2 separate regions of the Mus musculus genome follow, and region 2 is linked to region 1. The links are chromatin loops, found by intact Hi-C in ENCODE. Cell type or tissue: heart. All regions are shown on one strand. Links, peaks and the distances in the headings refer to the core of each region. The heading gives the core; the rest is flanking DNA.

What was found. Hi-C counts contacts between places; a loop is a spot of excess contacts. Peaks named below come from ENCODE experiments on the same cell type or tissue, not always from the same donor. Only the 100,000 strongest peaks of a DNase experiment are listed, where the experiment ranks them.
Region 2: a loop joins it to region 1, with 2.0 times the contacts of the local background. A loop is called at or near these places in 4 of 42 quality-filtered maps.

The regions. Positions count from the first base shown.
Region 1 is chr7:132,312,623-132,322,246 of GRCm38, reverse strand. It overlaps Chst15 (carbohydrate sulfotransferase 15), which reads left to right and starts at 5,019. Exons shown (of 8, transcript NM_029935.6): 1 at 5,019-5,200. Gm10584 (predicted gene 10584) reads right to left here and starts at 6,583. Exons shown (of 1, transcript NR_028578.1): 1 at 3,956-6,583. In heart, for the core only: CTCF peaks have their summits at 4,755 (motif pointing right), 5,483 and 6,620; DNase peaks (open chromatin) are centred at 5,036, 5,476 and 6,496; H3K4me3 peaks cover 2,707 bases; H3K27ac peaks cover 2,660 bases; H3K27me3 peaks cover 618 bases.
Region 2 is chr7:132,418,382-132,428,005 of GRCm38, reverse strand. No RefSeq gene overlaps it. Among named protein-coding and RNA genes, the nearest start is that of Gm39101, 17 kb to the right of the region's middle. In heart, for the core only: CTCF peaks have their summits at 4,507 and 4,706; a DNase peak (open chromatin) is centred at 4,245; H3K27ac peaks cover 835 bases.

The DNA.
Region 1 (9,624 bases), core at 1,203-9,202:
TGAAGGCATCCAGGCAGGTGCACTTGATAGCATCATAGAACTGGGGTTGTGGGAGTTGGATCCACAGCAAGGAGAGGCAGGGGAGAGGTACGCATCACAGTCAGCTCCCGGCACCTGCCTGTGGGTGCCGTTCCATTATCCTCCCAAGCATCCTTTGGACTGCATTAAGCCTGCAACCAGGAAAAAGAAATTTATTTAGAGAGTACAGATATTTCACATTTAGGGCAAGTGATGATACTTGCAATTTACATCTTGTTCCTGTTGTTGGGTGTGGGTTGTAGTTCTTATGGCAGAGGCTAGTAAGTGAAATGCTCCTGGCTGTAAACTTGATCTTATTGGCAAACTGTCTATTATGCAGCTAAAAACATCTAGTTAATAGGCACTGTCCTTCAACAACCAGTAGCAACCAGAGTCCTGGGTGGTGATAACAGTGACATTACATCTCTTTTATCACCCTTGGGTTCTTTATGCTGCCAATTATCTGGCACGTGCTCTCCCCTGGCTTCCCAGACCATGCTCTCAGCCTCATTTGGCTTTCCTGGGGCTCTGTTTGTACTTGTAGCATCCTCAAGTTCCACTGGTGGGGAGAGGATCTGATTTTTAGGAAGCAAGAGTAATCACTGGAGGCAAAGGCTGGCAGACAATCAAGCAGGTGACTCCAATAGAGCCATTTGCCAAGCACCTAGAGGGTGTGTCTGCGGCACCAGATTCTGAGCTCTGGGCTGGGAATGCAGTAACAGGAGAGACTAAAAGAGCCTGAGATCTCAACAATCTGTTTTTTGTTGTTGTTTGTTTTTGAATCAGTAAACTGCCCTCCCCTCCACCCCATAGAACAGACAGCTTTCATGCAAGTATGAATGTTTGGTGAAGACGAGCTCTGGCCTTTCTTCCCTGAATGTTCAATTCCAAGTCAAGTCTGCTGCTTTAGGGAACCTCTTACTATCTTAAATCCTGTAGAAGGCTTGGATCGAGTGTAGGAAATTTTCACAAGAACCCAAATTTCACGTCGATTTGTGATGGATTAGCATACCGAAATTGGTTTAAAGTGCGCTTAATGGATGCATTCCTGCGGGAGGGATCCGCCCAACCAGAGGATTTCTAAATTTATAAAATTGAAATGCACTTCGGGTTACTGAGAAGTCTAAATTTGTCAAAGTCACAGGGTGGGAGGCAGGTCGTTGCAGCAATCTGAAGCCAGGGCTGCCAAATCCAAGAGCCCAGGCCATGATATCTAGGGTCCCTGGGCCACGCCCTTTTCAGGCAGAGGCAGGATCTGGGCCTTGTGTTTACTAAGCCTTGGCATGAGTGAGGTACGTCATTGGCATCAGTATACGTTTATGGTACAGGGAATGACTTTAAGTCTGCTTCTGCATGCATGATTTCTGAGCCTCAGTCTTCCAGCCGGAAGAGTGGGCATGAGCAGTGTTGATGGTTGGAAAGGATTAGGGATGCAGAATGAGAAAGTACTGCTTGTCTCATGAGGCCTTTGAAGATCTGTTAGGACCTTCCTTATCTCAACGACTCCCTCTTCATCCTATTGTGTGGCACACAGTAGGTGCTCAGGGGATGTTTACAGATGAAATGGATGTGATTGTAAGGGCTGTGGTGGGGGTCCTTGTTACAATGCTCTGAGGTCCCTGTGCTGCCCCTTAGAAAGTCTCTATTCAAGTTATAACTGTCACTCATTTAATTCATTATCAATTATGTGGCAACTATATGCAAAACTTTCAATAATGATATTTATTAATAATACCTAATATGTTGATTCCTGTTGCCTGATAATTGCATTTATCATTTTTTCTATTTTTAGATTTATTTTTATTTTTTATATGTATGGATATTTTGCCTTTGTGTATGTCCATACATGGTGTGAATGTTGTGCCAGAAGAGGACACGGGGATGCCTTGGAATTGTTGTTACAGATAGCTGTGAGCCATTATCTGGGTGCTGAGAACCAAATCCAGGTCCTCTGTAAGAACAGCCAGCACTCTTAACTGCTGAGTTATCTCTCCCATCTCCATGCTCAGCGTGTTTCCAATGTTTGCCACTGCTGTGATGCAGCAGTCAGCTCCTGCCAAAATAATGCTGTGCAACAAAACAGCTTACATCAAATTAGCATTTCCCCCTACCGTGTGTGTGTGTGTGTGTGTGTGTGTGTGTGTGTGTGTGTGTGTGTGTGGTGTGTGGTGTGTGGTGTGTGTGAGTCATCTGGAGCTGGGGTGACTTGGCTCCAGGGTGCAAGCTGAACTCAGGTCTGCTTCATGGGTGTTCATTCTGGAGCCTTGCTGGAAGAGAAAGCTCCTTTTTAAGATATGCTTTCTAGAAGGTGGGCCACTAAAATACAACAGAGCAAGCCAGAAGTTGGAAGAGCAACCTCTGACTCAGTTGTTCTTCAATATCAAAATTGTCAAACAAAACAAAACAACCAAATTACAAAAAAAGAAAAAAAGAAAAAAACAAAAACAAAAACAAAAAACCACCACCACCACAACAAAAAAACAACCCAAAAACCAAGTGGAAAGTCGAGTCGTGGAGAGGTGTAGCCTGTACACCATGGGGTGGTGGCTGGGGAGCTGTATGTCATTGTTAGCATTTGGAAGTGTGTCTGCTAAGTGTGCATAGAGTAAAATGTAATCCGAATTGTGATATTAAAGAGTAGAAATTTCACTCAACTATAGGTGAGGCCTCTGCTCTGTAATCAGAATCAAAAAAGGTCATAAGTGTGGGACGTACTGTGATCAGATACCTGTGGCTTTATAAGAGAGAGACCAGAACACACAGAGACATGTGCTCCCCCCACCCCCACCCCCTGGCTGTGTGATGGACTGAGCCACCTTGGGAGTCTGTCAGATAGACTCTTGAGCCTCCAGGAACATGAAGTAAGCAAACCCCTTTTCTTTATAGTGCTTCCCAGCTTCAGGTATTTTGTTATAGTGACACAAAATGTACTTGTGTAACCACTGTGGAAGACTGAGGAGCTAGGAGCAATAACTCAATGGCATGAGCTGCTCAGCAGTGCTCAGTAGGTGGTGGAGATAGAATCTGAACCTAGGCAACCTGGGATGAGTGTCTGGGGAGGGCATGGGTGTGCTTATTGTCTTAAGCTTTCTGTATTTGTTTCTCTCTGTTTCAGGCGTTTTGTTTGTTTGTTTGTTTGTGTGTGTGTAGTCTTGGCTGTCCTGGAACTCACTTTGTAGATCAGGCTCCACTCACAGAGATCCACTTGCCTCTGCCTCCAAAGTGCTGGAATTAACGGTGTGGACCCTATTGCACACCCCCCCCCCCCGTCCACTTTTGTCTCTTACGTAGGAATTGCTGAAGGCCTGAGCTCCAGCTGTCTTCACAGACCTACCCATCCATTCTTCTCTCCCTGTCTTCATTCACACGAGGCAACTGGGTGTTGTCAGAGCTTTTTGGAATAACAGGCTAATTTTTTGAAGTTAATGTTGAGGGGGGAAAATTAAAAAAAAAAAAAAAAACCCTTCTTCAGGTAAGCTCAGGAACATATATAATACCTTGGAAAGTCCTGGTGGAACTCATATCAAAGTGGCCCAGGGATTTTACTTAAAAACAATTTGTTCCCATGTCAGCTGTGATTTCTGACACCTGAATTTGAAAGTCATCTGGGTGGGCCCAGCGCTATCCCCATAATGGGGCATGTATTGGAAAGTCCCCATACGTGTGGCCCAGGGATCATGTTCCACACACTCTTACAGGAAGGGATTTCCTCCTTGCTGTTTCCAAAGAACCTTCACTGTGTTTGCTTAAACCGGCCGCATGCCCTGGTCTGACAGCTGCCTGGCCCAGGACTTTGCTTGTAGGCGCCTGCACAACCCACCCTCTTAAACAGCAACCTGCACTGTGTCCCAGTGCAATTACTCGAATATATAAACCTTACTGAAAGGCAGTCTTTTCTCCGGAGCTAATAAATAAACCCCAAAGCCACAACGTGTGTAAGACCATGAAAAATGGCATCATTATCTATTGGGAATTGTGAACTCTGCAAAAACCAGCTCATTGTATTTTTAGAAAAAAAAAGGTTTTTGTTTAAAAAAAATAATAAAGACCTCCAAATCACTAAGCCAAGTCTACATGGGGGGAAAAGCAATCCAGTCTACCGACTGGGAGGGCAGTCTCACTGCTTCATTAATCTTTCTTTGCAGATTTTTATATAAGAGGCAGTATTTGTTGGGAAGCTAGACAGTGGTTTTTAAGAACTCCCCTGTCATCCAGGGTTCCTATCTGCAGTCGTGACCCTCTGATTGTGACCTCTGACTCAGTCGCCGTGGATGCTGAACCAGAACTCTAGGACTTTGGGGGGTGAGGTGGGAACCTCAAACAAGACTGAAAGGGGCTCCCGTTCTCTAGAATCACCTTTAGCACATATGCCAGCATTTTACAGTTAGGGAGCATTTTCCCGGTTGCTTCAAGAAAGAAGATGCTGGACTCTGGCCATAGGAACGTGGGCAGACCCAAGACTGTGGCTTCTATCCTATTCCCCAGAGTCTGGGGTTTGGTGCTCCAAAGGCTGTCCCGAACAAGTCTTAAGAGTTTAAGGTGTCATATTTTATGTTAACTGATTTCATCTTCAGCCCACAGCCGATCACTGGAGCCTTTCCTTGAAGCAGTCCCAGTAGGCCACTGCGGCAGTGGTACTCGGGGTCCTGTAGAACCTTACCTCTCAGAAGAAGCAAACCTACAGGGCCCAAGAGCTAGGCAGCCTTTGTAGAATGCAAAAATACAACAGAGGGCGCCGAAACCACTCGCGTCAGTGGCCTTGAATATCAATGTATGGGCTGTCTCTAGACTGCCAAGTTCCTTAAAACTGTTTCTGGTAGCCGGGTCACTGCCACACACACCAGGTTTCGGTTTTGTCTTGTCGGAGTCACCGCAATACACAAACTGTATTTACTTGCTGGGCGAGGGGGCGGGGACCAAACCCACCGCTCAGCAGGGCGCGCACGCCTTGATCTTGCATTCCAGACTCGAGCTGATGTGTGTCAGCGCGACATGGGGCGGGGGGAGGGTTCTGTTCAGAGGTTTCATTCGCCATCTGCAAGTCACTCCCAAACTTTTCCTCCCAGCGCTCGGGGAGTCAGGTTGACGCGCCCTGGGTGCGGGGTGCTAGGCGCGGGGCTGGGCGCGCGCTCCCGCGGAGTCGGAGCTGCAGAGGCTTCCGAGATCGTCTTGGGCTTTTCAGGTACAAGTTGGGCTCTGGGTGACTGGGCAGGGGGTGGCGAGTAGCGGCGGGCGGAGGTTTGGCTCTGGGTCCCGGTGCCCCTCTGCGGGTTCGCCCAGGTTGGCGGGGAATGGGCGCTGGGAGTCCGGACCGCCAGGGCTGTGTGCAGCTTCACTCCCTGCGCGGAGGCTCCGGACGCGGAGGCGGCGGCGGCCCAGGCAGACAATGAACTTGGAGCGCGCCGAGCTCCGGCAGGTTTGGGCCCGCACCCCTCGGTCAGGCCTCCTCGCTACAGGCACGGTCCCCTGTAGGAGGCGTCCTTTTCGCTGCGCGGTCCTGGCCGTGCTCTAGGTGCCCAGCACGCCTGGGGACCCTGCGGGAAGGACTACCGGTGGCGGAGCCGGGGCTCACACGCCCCCTCCCTAGACAGAGCGAATGTGGTCCGAGCTCCAAGACAGAGGACCGGGTGCTGGCGTGGTGGCGCTGTGGACAGCTGGAGGCCGGCGGAGGACGCACGCCGCGGGGCACGCACCGGCTAGCTGTCCCGCAGAACCGCCCCAAGGAGTCAGAATTCGCGCGACCCTGGGTCGGCCAGGAACTGAGAGGGAAGGACGACTGATATAAGGCCAATGAATAGACAGATCGGCGATTTTCTGGAGCGAGCTCTCCACAGGCAGAGCTGGGGACCGGGATTCCCCTAGTCGTGTTCACTGCCCCTCCCCCGCACACTTTAGGGGAAGTTTCCAGGCGTAGCCTGGGGCAGGTACGTGGGCATCTGCCACTGTCTCTGGGTACCAATCGGAGCCGCCTCGGGAATCCGGGCTCTAGCCGCACTGCCGCTCTGGGTGGGAAGGCTCGTGTGGGTCTCGGGGAACAGCCCCAGGCGTCAGCGTCTGTGGGAGCAAGATTCCCGAGGAGACACCGTGGGGACAGGCCTGGGAGGAACCGAGGGATCAGTCTCAACTTTTTTTACTCGCCGCTTTTCCCATCGTCGCTGTACCCTAGTCCCCGAAGCGGCCTGACTAGGGAGTCTCAGCTGTGTCTCCCGCCAGCTGGGGAGCAGAGAGCAGAACGAGGCAGCTCTGAGCTAAGCCGTGGGGGCGGCGGTGGCGGGTGGTGATGGTGGAAGCCGAGAAGGCAGGGGCCCGGACGCGAGGAGCGACGCTGAGGATGTTGATAGCGTGCTAGTCCGTGGGGCTGTGTGCTCCAATGGAGTGGAAGCGGGCGTTGTGTCTGGTAGCGGGTCTTGGCGCACTTGCCCATGTGGAGCCCGGGGGATCCTGGATGGCGGCAGGGCGAGGGGAGCCAGACTGTGCAGGGAATGAATGGAGAGCAGGGGAAGCGCCTTCTTTCTCCTTCTGGCGAATCGATTGGCCGGCTTGCGCTCATTTGTGTTCACGTTTAGGACTCCGAGGTCCCGCGCACCCTCGTTTTGACTGCCCCACCGTGGTCGAGTGTCCACGTTGCCTGCCTGCCTGCCTGTCTGGATCCGCTAGAGCGAGCAACCCAATGCTAGGGCTGGTTTGCTTACTGCTAGGCTACTGGTGGCTGGACGTGGGCACCTCTAGTAAGCGCGCTTTGTCCGGGTTGGAACCTGGGGGTGGGAGTGGGGGTGGGGCACCTTGTCCTAAGTCTTCTAATAGATCTGCTGGACTCTCACTGTGGCGAGTAAGTTAATGGCATGGAGTTTCCAGGAATGAAGTTCAGGAAAGCCTTGTGACAGCCTGTGGCCAGCGACTCTGAGCTGGTTACTCTTTTATCAACTGCTACTTCGTTCGGGCCGGTGGGGTGCCTCTGTAAGTGAGGACTGGGTCTTCAGAACATCCACTTTCTGCAATTCCTGACTGGACGGTGTGGATCACTTCCTGGGTTAGGGTGAGCATCCCAAAAGTTCATCTGAGAACATCTGTAGTCCCCTCTACTCAAGGTGAGGCAGAGGAAACCGGGAGGTACAGAAGCTCTCCCAAAGTCTCCCTTGGAACTCCCCTGCTCTCCAACTGATCTTTCCTGTCAGCTGTCTCATTGCAAAATCAAGACTCCCTTCTGCAGAATATGACATTGACTGGTTTTGCAAAGTTGATCTGTTGACTGATCCACAAACACACACATATGGTTTTGTTCAAAGTAGCTTGGGAATAAAAAATGGTTTATAATTGGGTTGGTTTTGACCAATAAGTTTGCTTCCCCCCCGCTCCCCCCAAACTAAAGAAAAACTGAGGATAATTTTCCTTTTTTCTTTTTGTCATCTCAAGAGATGGAGTTTGGAGGGGAAGTGGCTTGCTATTGTTGTTTCTCTACTAGGGCAGAGGTGAACAGGAAGTGAAGCTCTGGGTCCAGGCTTCCTCCCAAGGTCTTGCTCCCAGGTAGCTATCTCAGGGTCTCCTGAGGGAAACAGCACCGAGGAGACTGGTTATCATTTGCTTTTTGATGCATGCAGAACCTGGATCACTGTCCTAGCCAAAGATCCAGTGTTGTTACCTGCCATTCTTCCATCTTCATCCTTTCCTCCCTGTGTCTGAAGAGGGGCCTGGCTTTCCACATTTCCGAGAGATTAATCCTTGCATCAGGAGGAAGCTACACTTGATGGAAAGGTTGGGACCAGAGCCAAAGGGACTCTGCTTATTCAGACCTTGAGAAGGAGCTGGGGAGTAATCTCAGATTAACAAGTTGGGCCCTGGGAGCTGGGGAGCTTTGAACCTGGAGATAGCAAGTTGGAGATGTGTGTGTGTGTGTGTGTGTGTGTGTGTGTGTGTGTGTGTGTGTGTGCTGGGAAGAGGAGGGAAACACCTTTAGCAGGTGAGCAACACAAAGGAAAACCTCTGTTCAACTCTAGCCAGTTGTTCACGGCTCTTGTAATCTCAACACAGTTCTTAACCCTAGATATGGAAGCGTGGGCTGGAATCTCAGGATGATGGAGGTGGGGTGGTGGTGGTGGTGGTGGTGGTGGTGAATGCTCTTCCCCAGTTCAAAGCTCCACGTCTGGCCCCTTGCTGCTACTTAAAGAAGACCCACACTGGTACAGATAAGGACTAATGTGCTACTTGTGCTACTTCTCATGCCTGGGCCTATTGGGCTTGCCTAGGTCCCCCCACATGCTGTGTGTCATGTGTCCATAGCTAACCCATGCACCACCTTAATGGACAGTGAGACTTGACATAAAACTTTTTGTATACCAAATAGATTCCACCCTTGAGCCTAAGGATGGATACCTTGGGGATAGGACAGACAAAGCGCTTGCCCTCTTTTAAGAGGGACAGACAGACATACCTGTGTCGGACAGACAAATGATCCTTAAGTTGCAGGCCTGGGAGCAAGAGTGAGGCAAAGCACGTGCAAGAGGGGGGTTGGCTGAGGGGGTGGAGAGGAGCCTGGGCTGCAGCTCTTTATGGCCACTATGCTGGCTTGGGTCTCTTACAAAGTCCCAGATAAAGACAGCCCTTGGAGTTGGCAGCTGTCACTTTGCGCCTGTTCCTCCTCCTGGAGCTTCAGCTGGCCCCTATTTGTAGAGACATTGTTTGAAGACCATTTGTGTGAGAGAGGAGATGTTTTTCAAGAGTTGTAGCTGGTGTGGGGGTGTCAGTCATCTGAGCAGTCACTCAGGAGATGTGTCCTCAGTGGTGTGGGGTTTAGAAGCGACTGTTGACTCAATGGGAATAAACAACCTTCGTCTCTTTCTGGGCTGTAAGGGGGCTCAGGTACTGTAGATATTGAGTTACTTCGAAGGGCAGTTTGGTCCTCCAGCTGGGAATAAAGAGATCATGTTTGTTCTTAGCTTGTTGACTGTACAGACAGGGTGTTTCAACTTACACAGTCCTCAAGTATTGGGGTCTAGCATGGTCCCTGAGACTGCTTCTCCTCTGAAACACTAGGACCTAATGATACACATGAAGATCTGGCTCTCTACATCCCGAGGTGAACATGGAGGTGGCGGGTGCATGCTTAGCTTATCCAGCCTAATATCTAGGAAGAAAAGGGCTTGTGCCGATGTGGGCCAATAGGGACTGTTTTTCTAAAATACGAGAACTGAGCAGCAAGGCTGTTTTTGATAATAGCTGTCATTAGCTGCGTCCCTATACATTCACAGCTAGCCCTGCGCTAGGCAAGTCCCACAGATGTTTCTATCCTTTTGCCTCTTTCAGTGGTCCGGGGAAGGGCAATGGAACCCCCACCATGATTTTGGTTATTTATATGTGCAAGGAAGGATGACGGAACTGGAGTGGGGACAGGCCTGGACCTAGAAGGAGAAGGCTGTGCAGATCATAAGTGGTTGTGTATGTGTGTGTCTGTCTGTCTCAGGGTTGACAAGTGGGAAGCAATTTCTGTCCTTTACAGAATTTGCTAGGATGCCAGGGAAAGGGGAGCCTCCTCTCTGTCATATGCAGTAGCTCTGTACAGTATTTATGCGTTCCCTTTAGGTGTGGCCCCGGGCCAGGTGCACGGGGGCA
Region 2 (9,624 bases), core at 677-8,676, 110 kb before region 1:
TCTAGCCCTGCCTTTCCAAGGTTCAGGAGATAATGTGTTCTGGGTGCCCAGCCAGTGACTGGTCTCATCGCTTCCCACCCTCACTGTTAGTCTTTGTTCTATAACTGGGCCTATTCTATATGTATGTATGTATGTATGTATGTATGTATGTATGCATGCATGCATGCACACATCTATCTATCTATCTATCTATCTATCTATCTATCTATCTATCTATCTATCTATGTATGCTGTATGTATGCATGGGGCAACGGAGTGTCAGGTTGGAGCTAGAGAAGCAGAAGGAGTTTAGCGCATTAGGTCTAGGATGTAAGAAGGAGCTCAGATGGCTGAAAAAGAAAATGAGTGTATCAAGTAGTGGACCCTGAGCTGCATCCTTAGAGGAAGGGTATGGCTGAGGACACAGCCACATTTGCCATTTCCCCAGATGTCCCAGCCTTAGTGCAATACAACTTCAGTATCCAAATGGCCTCTGCAGGTAATGACAGTGCAGGCCAGGCACTGGGATAAGGTGGTGGGTTAGTTTTGATCTAGGACCCAGAAATAGTGGCTGACTGGGGCATGCTTTTCTCAAGGCAGAGGTAGGAGCTTCCCAAGGGGTGAGTAGAAACAAGACTTGACTTTTAAGACCTATACTGAGAGCTAGGACCCTCAACCTCACCCCCACCCATGCTTCTGCCTAAATCCCATTGACCAGAGCAAGTCATGTACAGTGCCCTGAATGAATGTGGGACAGAGCAGGAGTGGATAAGTGGTGATCCATCCAGTCAACTGCCACGTTTAAGTACTTCTCTCTTTCTTTTAAAAATGTATTATATTTATTACACACACACACACACACACACACACACACACACACACAGTAGCTGTCTTCAGACACACCAGAAGAGGGCGTCAGATCCTACTACAGATGGTTGTAAGCCACCATGTGGTTGCTGGGATTTGAACTCAGGACCTCTGGAAGAGCAGTCAGTGCTCTTCATCACTGAGCCATCTCTCCAGACCCTGAGTACAAGGTTTGCAGCCTTGGTAACATCCTCCAGTATATTTAGCAAGTTCTCTAAAACAGCCGGTACAAGCCCAGCACTGGGTCAAACAGGGAGTCTTGCTGGGCAAGTGGGTCCTCTTTCTCCTCCTCCTCCTTTAATTAAAATAAAAATGACATTCATGTATTATTTGTTCTCTTTCTCTCTGTCTTCTGTCATGGGTACACCCCATGGTGGATGTACACAGAGGTCAGAAGACAACCTGAAGGAGTGGCTTCCCTTCCTCCGCCATGTGAAGCCTGGGAACGGATCACAGGTCATCAGACTTGGCAGCAAGTGCTTCTAACCATTGATCCATCCCATCTGTCAGAAATATGTCATTCTGAAGATGGCCCTCTGGTCCACCGTGAAGCATAAGATAGCAAAAACTATTACTAGGCCAATGGGTTTCCTCCTGTGGTAAGTTTAGCCTTGTTACGGCTTGTATCAGTCATGGGGGTGTACGCTAAGGTGACAGACTCTTAATTCCACAAGCTATTATTGTAAAGGCTGACAGGAACCTGAAGTGACCCAGTCCCACCTCTTCCTCTGTGGGGCTACTTGTGGTTCATGGCATCGATCTCATTAGGATCGATGGGCTCTGCATGGAGCTCCTGCATGCCTGGCCTGTGGATTCCTGGGTGAACTTCGGGCAGCCTGCTGTGCCTGCCACTCCTTGAAATGACCTTGGAGAGTGATGTCTCTGGGCCTCTAAGCAGGACATTTATATTCATGAGGAAGCTGGCTATCGCAGCCCTTTGGGCTATAAAAAGGTCCTTGCACGAGGCTAATGTGACTCAGAAATCAATACCCTGGGAGGGCTAAGTGTGAGAGACCAAGGTGCTGTTTATTTCAAGTCTGCCTCCAAAATTAGATAAATTAATGTAATGAATTTTCTCAGTTCATTTCCATACACCACTAATTTGATTTTAGGGGGGAAATGCTAAAAAAGACAGTAGGGTGGAGGTGCAGGGTCTCACCCCATTTTCTAATGTGGGGCCTGTAGCTGTGGGTGCTGCGCTTTTCAGAACCAATTAAATGTCTTCTGTACACAGATGAGCCGATAGCCCAAGAAAGAGTACAAGTGACATGTGAATTCTGGGGACACGCTGTGCTTCTAGTGGCATCTGACCCTTAGGCAGTCTGTCCTCTTCAAATAAGCAACACATGTGTGAGGCTGAAGTCCAGGGACTGTCCACAGCTCGTAGGGACATCAGGAGGAGGCCGTGCTCAGGCAGGAAGTTGCTCTGGGGGACACATTTTCTGCTCCCTGTCTTGAGGGGCATACATTTAGTTTCTGGATGAGCCAACTACAGAGTCTGGGGGTGGCGACAGAGAAGGGACCAGCTGCCATCTATCTTCATGCTGCGTTAGATCCATGTGAGCCAGGCCACATGATGCTGAATCATTAAAATACTTCACTGCTTTGAGTGCATCACAGACAGAGACGAGGACTGAGGTGCCCCGTGCAGCGTGGAAAGAGCAGAGCTGTGACTAATTCCCTGACACTCTCTGCTGGCCAAGGTCAATGCTCAACAGCTCTCTACTTTGTGAAGAAGCCCGGAAGATAGGCCAGCAGCACTCAGTAGGACCTCATTTCTGGGGTATGGGTTGAGTTCACCACACCATGGCCAAAGGTGACTGATCTCTGGAATGATGTGTGAAGAATACTCTCGTTCAGCTGATTTAGGGAGACAGGTGGTAAGGTAAGTATGGGTGTAACATGTGCATATACATGTATGTGCATGGAATGTATATACATGAACATGCATGTGTTGGTGGAGGACTTAAAGCATTGGAAACAAAGGTGAATTAGTAGGTAGAAGAAATAAAAGAAAAGAAAAAAGAAAGAACATTAAAACAAGCAAACAAACAACAACCCCCACTGGATTCCCTAATTCTCTGACCAATTGTGGTGAAATTTCATGGACATCTGTGTTCTTGAGGGCTGATGGGAAAGGTGTTCTCTCCAGACCCTCCCAAGTCCTCCCAGACACCCAGAACATCTTCCCACCTGTATATCTAACGTGATATTGACAACTTGAATGACACCCCTTCAGATATAGTATCCAGCCTGAGTATCTATACCAGGCTGACCTGAAACCTGAGTCCAGGCACAGATAACAGGCCCCCTGGCTCTGAATCTTGACTCTGCTTTTTAGCTTAGAACGGTGTTTCCCTTAAATCTGCAACACACATTAGTTGTTGCGAAGCTCTATTAACATGTAACCCTGTTGCTGGGTTTCTAAGAGAAGTGTCAGGCATGGCTTGCCTGTCAGGATGAGTGTAGGGGAATCTTAACATTGATGCAAGGTGAGGATCAATCAGGGAGTCCAGCAATAGAGAGGTGATACCTTTGAGGCCTTTCTAGTGGTGTTCCAGGGGAGTCGCCCAAATGCTCATCAATGCCTCCTGAAGGTACCCTGACTCTTAGAAGACTTTTTCTTGGACCCACACAGAGGAGACCTACTAATCTTTGCTTTTCTGGGCACCCTGAACTTGGGCTTAGGTCTCTGACCTGAGCTGTGAGTGGTTGAAGTCTCTGGGCCTGCAACCCAGGTAGGTTGTTGGAAGGACATACTGCTATGCTGGTGACCCTGCACATCTTGTACACACACACACACACACACACACACACACACACAGACACACACACACACACACACACACACACATACACACACAGCTGGCCTAGTACTCACTCTGTAGACCAGACTAGCTGCAATGATCCTCTTGCCTTTGCCTCTCAAGTGCTAGGATTGAAAGCATGAACCACCTTCCCAATGGTGTATCATAGACACTCAGCCATAGAGTATTCCTTACACTGAGCTCTGGAGAGGTGAGCCCCGCTTCCCCGAATCCTGTTTGTTTGTTCTGGGGTTTTTTGAGACGAGGTCTCCTAAGCCTAGGCTGACCATAGGTCTTGATTGATCTGCCTCCATTTCCTGGGTGCTGGCATTAGAGGTGTGAACCTCCACATCAGGCTCTTGTGTCTCTGATGTCCCCCACATCCTCTGATAGAGGCAAGGGCTGAGTGACACTGATGGACTCAGGGATGGAGGAGGGGTTGGAGTTGCTGCTCACTGCTTGGCCTGGCTATCCCTCCCAGGAACAGAAACTTTGAGGGAATGGACAGACAGAAGTAACCACACCAATTGCCCAATCGGATGTGTGTCAGCTCCGGAAACCGCACCACTGAGGGGACTATGTGGCTGAAATTCCTGAAGGAAACCAGAGATTGTTTGACAAAAATACCCCTTCAAAAATAGCAGCTGTTTTTGTTTATCTTCTTAAAGGCTGAGGAGCAAGCTTCCTGGGTTGGCAAGACAAGTCTCTGAGTAGCGTAGAGGGGAGAGCTGGGAAGGCCCAGGGTCATTTCATCTTCCGTAGTACTCCTGGAAGTCTGGGTGTGGTTGCTGGTTTTCCACTGTCAGCTTGTAACTTAACAATGACACTTAAAAAGAATTCCTTTTCTATTCATTCAGGGACTCTGACCTGGAAACACAAAAGAAAAACAAGTCTTTAAAACTTTTTAAATTACATTTTTAGGGAACTAGGGTCATGGGACAATGGTTTGGAACACTTGCCATTCCTGCAGAGGACCTGGGTTCAGTTCCCAGTACCCACATGGCAACCTTCTATAATTTCAGGTCCAGGGAATGTGGCACCTTCTTCAGGCCTCTGGAGGCACTGCATATACCTGATGTGCATACATACACATGGGCAGTACATTTTTATATATCTAGCCTGTGCATGGGAACGGAGATCTTTTGGAAGAGCTGGCCCTTTCCTTCTGCTCCATGGGTCTCAGGGACTGAACTCATGTCATGCCCACGAGGTTTTTCTTCCTTCCTTCCTTCCTTCCTTCCTTCCTTCCTTCCTTCCTTCCTTCCTTCCTTCCTTCCTTCCTTCCTTCCTTCCCTCTCTCTCTCTCTCTCTCTCTCTCTCTCTCTCTCTCTCTCTCTCTCTTTCTCTCTCTCTCTCTCCTCTCTCTCTTTCTTTTAATAGAGAGATTTTCTTGGCCAAAGATGACTCACCTTGCTTGCCACTGGATTTGAAAGTGAGAATTTACTGGAATGGGTGTTGCTGTTGCTGACTCTGAGGGCTCTGCAAGAGAGACTGTTAGTGTTTCCAGCCTTGGACTTGTCTACCCTCACCCGTGTCTCTTCTTTCTTTACCTTCCCCATCTTCCACTCTGTCCCCTCTTTCTGAAGGTGATAAGCAGAGAAAACAAACCCAAACTGCAAACAGTGAGTGTGCACTGTGGTTCCATTGCTTTCCAGCTGTGGAATCGTCGTTAAGGAACAGACACCTTGTGTCCTCGGTCTTCATGCATAAAAGGCAGTAGCGAGTCCTGACCTTGCTTGGGAGACATTAAACACGGCTGGGGAAGGAATTTTCAGCTCAGGTCTGCCCTGTGAGGTTGTGATGGAGACCCTGTGGTGGAGACTGTGGGTGACCTCTATGTGTCAGACAAACCCAGCCCCAGGTGGCTTAGCTGCAGGCGATGCTGCGGGTGCTGTATTGGCCTCATATCATAGTAGGAATTGTAGCCCAGAGCATTGGGAATATGCTGAGGCCCACCCAGGCATCAGGACCTGGTACATCCTGCCTTGGCTGGCACCTTGTTCCATCTGCTCTTGGCCTTCTTGTTTTGAGCCTCCTTCAGCACCACGTGGGACACAGGCTCCAGTTAAAGGTAGAGTCCTTGGTGCTGGTGGTTTTTTCTGTTTTCTTTTTTTTGTATTCTGTCTTGCACCACATTTTTTTTGTTGTTGTTTGTTTTTGTTTTTTGTGGTTAGAAAGACAAAAATAATAAATGGCATTTGGAAAGAAAAGTAGCTTTTGGTTGGCTTTTTCCTTGCTGGTCTTACTTGGCATTGTGATGGACATGGAGCCCCCTCCCCACAAGAATGCCCTGGGGGCCATCGGTGGGAATAACATATCCTAGTGTGGCCTCAGCAGGAGCACACTGGGGGGGGGGTAACCTGGTCTGCCCATACCAGCCTTACCACGCTCTGCCCCAGGTGTTTTGTGAGTCACCCCCTCTTCCTCTTAGGGCACCATTCCACCCCACTGCAGCTTCTATACCTCCTGCCTCCTCCCTTGGTCATCAACTGCCACATTTTGACCCAGCTCCTTTGCTTCTGTGGACACTGTAACCCCAAAGACACTCTGATTGGAAGCATTTTAATCAGCGTTATCTAACAGGCTCGATTTCCATCTAGAGAGCACCGGAATTCCAGTGGGAGCCCTATTAAGCTGGCCTGATCCCAGTGTCAATTTTTCCGTACGGCACAGTAAACCATCTCCGATATTTCCATTTTGCTCAAAATCTTATCATGGAGACCAATTCTTTTGCATTTAGGATCTTATGGCGGAGCTTGGCAGCATAACTCGGCTTTTTCCGCTATCGGGCTGTCCTAATCATAGCTCCTGCCATCTTGAGCTGCCCCAGCTTTCCACCAGCAATGTTTTTCCAGGTTATGTGTGTGCTGCTTTTTAGAGGATCCAGGGAGGGAGACTGAAACCCAGAAAGGGACCCAGGGGCCTCGATGCAGAAGTAGCTGTACCCTGGAAGTTACTAGAGGAGGGCAAATATCAGAGTGCCAACTTGGCTACCGGATCATCAAAATGGCACAGTCTAAGTGAAAAACTGTCTCCTCCGTTAGTGCCAAATGGAGGCTTGTCCTAGAACAATGAAGGGCATGTGTGGCCACCAGGGAAGGGACAAGGAATGGAAGGTGAGACTGGGGTTATCTGTTACCATCCTCCTGTTGAACAAACCGATCTTGTCCCAGTAGGGATAGTACCAGTAGCAGCAGCAGCAGCAGCAGTAGTAGTAGTAGTATGTGTGTGTGTGTGTGTGTGTGTGTGTGTGTGTGTGTGTGTGTGTGTGTATGTGTGTGTGTGTGAAGGACCAGAGGAAAACTAAGGACCAACAGGCCCAGAGACATTCATAATTTGGACCCTGGATCCAGCAGTACCTGAGATAATCACTTCAGATTGCCCTGTCAAAACAACTAATTGAGTTTCCCACTCTTAGATAATGGATTTCTGATAGATGCTGTCATTTGTAACCAAACACATTCTCCTACATACTTCATCTCTGTGTCCCCGGGGCTATAACACATGGCCATCTCATGTGTTGATGTCCCCAAATGTCTGCTTTTCTCTTCCCTGATCCTCATTCTCTCCAGGGCTAACCCACCAGGAGTCCATTTCCTGTCCCTTCCACAGGTGTCTGGTGAGTGTCCAATGTATTGGAAATGGGTAGGGAGGGTGGTGGACAAGACAAACTTCTTGAGTGTCATTGTCCCCAGTTTTCCCATCTGGAGAATAGGTTCATCACATGTGTAGAGTCCGGCATGTACCTTCTGTGTCAACTCAGGTATCAAGCTGGAAACAGTGGACTGGCTCCCTAGCAGACTCTACTAGTTTGGTGAATAGCTCCTGGCACTCCAGAGCCCACAAACTGCTGTGAGGTCTAGAGCTTCTGCACCATGTTCTGGGTCACCAGCAGGAAGCCAACCTCCGGGTGATGTGTGACTGAAGTGTGCGTCGGCATCAGGGACTGAGGAGCTATGACAAGAGGTCTTCGGCCTCCTGTATTCAAAGACTGAAGGTTGTATTTGGAACACTGAGAAACGCTTCCTGCTGCTTTAAACAGAGAGAATAAGACTTGTCCTGGCTGCCAGGGTCCTAAACAATGTACTTTCTTGTGGGTGGAAGAGAGTAGCAGCTATCCATCTGAGGTAAGAATCTGCCACAATTAACTCACCTGTTAACTGGTCCACGCTCCTTACCTGAATCACACTGGACCTCTCCTGTCCTGTCCTGTTCTCACACAGCACAGTTGGAATGCTGCACAGGAAATGGGCCATCTTCCCACGTAATACATGTGTCAGGTTGCAGAGAACATACTCCGGAGGCGATAAACTTGCATAATGCACATGGATTTCCCAAGTTGCTATTGAATGTACTGCTGTGGAGTAGGGTAGGTGTGGGGGCGGGGGGAGGGTGGTGGCTAAGGAGCCTGTACACAGTTTCCTGGGGGGGGGGGGTTGGGGAGGGATTGTCTTAATCTTTTGAGTCCTGAGCAGAAGAGTCCTTAGGACTGTGGAGAGCTGGGCTGTGAGAGTCAGAAGTCCTTGAGCTTGGCTCGCAGTGCTTGTGAAGAGCAGAAGACTCGGTTGAGAAGATGTTGTCTGAGGAGCTGCTGTGCTGTTTGTCAACTGGGTGACCTTGGACAACTCACTGAACCCTCTGAGCGCCAGGCTTTAACTTTCTGCCCTTGTTAGCATCAAGGATGCCCCCTGTTTTCTTTCCATTCTGAAGTTAGTTGGGTCAATATTGCAAAAATCTCACCTCCCTCTGGGCCACTAGCACGCTTAAACATTGCCAGATCTATATCAAGTACTGTTGAATGCTGTTGAAGTGTTCTGTTTTCAGCTCTCGTGAAGTCCACATGAAAACATTTGTTTTATATGAATGACTAGAACTGTCAAGAAGAGGCCAGCCTACAGGTCTTCTCCTTATATTTGACAGCTTTGGATAAGGAACTGTGGGAGAAAACACCCTTTGTTGGCTGCTGGCCTGACTGTCCTCCTGCAGGCCCAGCTATTTTAGATACTGTTTAATCAATTCTTAGGCTACTTCAGTAACTGCAGACATGTTCCAGTCACGGCCACTCCTGCAAGACAAGCCTCCGTGATCTCTGGATGACCTTGTTGGTCCTCAGTTCTTCTCACTCAGGCCACTGGGGAGCACCTGCCATGCTGAATCAGCAGAAGGGTGTGCTGCCTACAACCAGAACCTTTCACTGACTCCCAGCTGGCCTTTTTATTGACAACTTTGGATTTTTATTGTAAGTAGAGGAGGTGGAACTGGTCACATGAAGGGGAGACCTCAGTGCTGCAATGATGGCAATGGTGGCAGTGGGGACAGTCATGAGAGTGACAGCGGCAACAGCAATCGGAAGAGGACACTGAGGAGTTCTAGAGAGAGGCTGAGATGTCAAAGGGCCGCAGAAAAATAGAGAAGGCCAGGAAGAGTTGAAGGTGGGAGACTGTGGTCCCTGATTGCTGGAATAGTTCCAGGGAGCTACCAGACCTTAAGTCAAGGGTCCCAACACCAATGTCCAGGAGCTACAACCCTAAGGTCCAGGGTCCCAAGATCTGAGGCTAAAAGCTGTTGGTTTTTTTTGTTTTGTTTTTTGTTTTGAAACAGGGTTTCTTTGTGTAGCCCTGGTTTTCCTGGAACTCATTCTGTAGACCAGGCTGGCCTTGAATTCAGAGATCTGCTTGCCTTTGCCTCCTGAGTGCTGGGATTAAAGGCACATGCCATCACCATTAAAGGAGACAATAGCCATTTTTAAGAGCCATGGGTCTTAACACTGCAAAAGAGGAACAATCACATTAGCTGGTGCTGACTGCTGCTAAGAGCTAAAGGATTATAATTTAGCAGCAGGCGCTATACCCACGGAGACATCTCTCCAGTCCCCAAACTATTTATATTTTGTATGTTTGTTTTGTTTGTGGTTTTGTTTTGTGTTTTGTGTTGATGCATGTGTAGTGTCTGTGTATGGGGTGGGGTATGT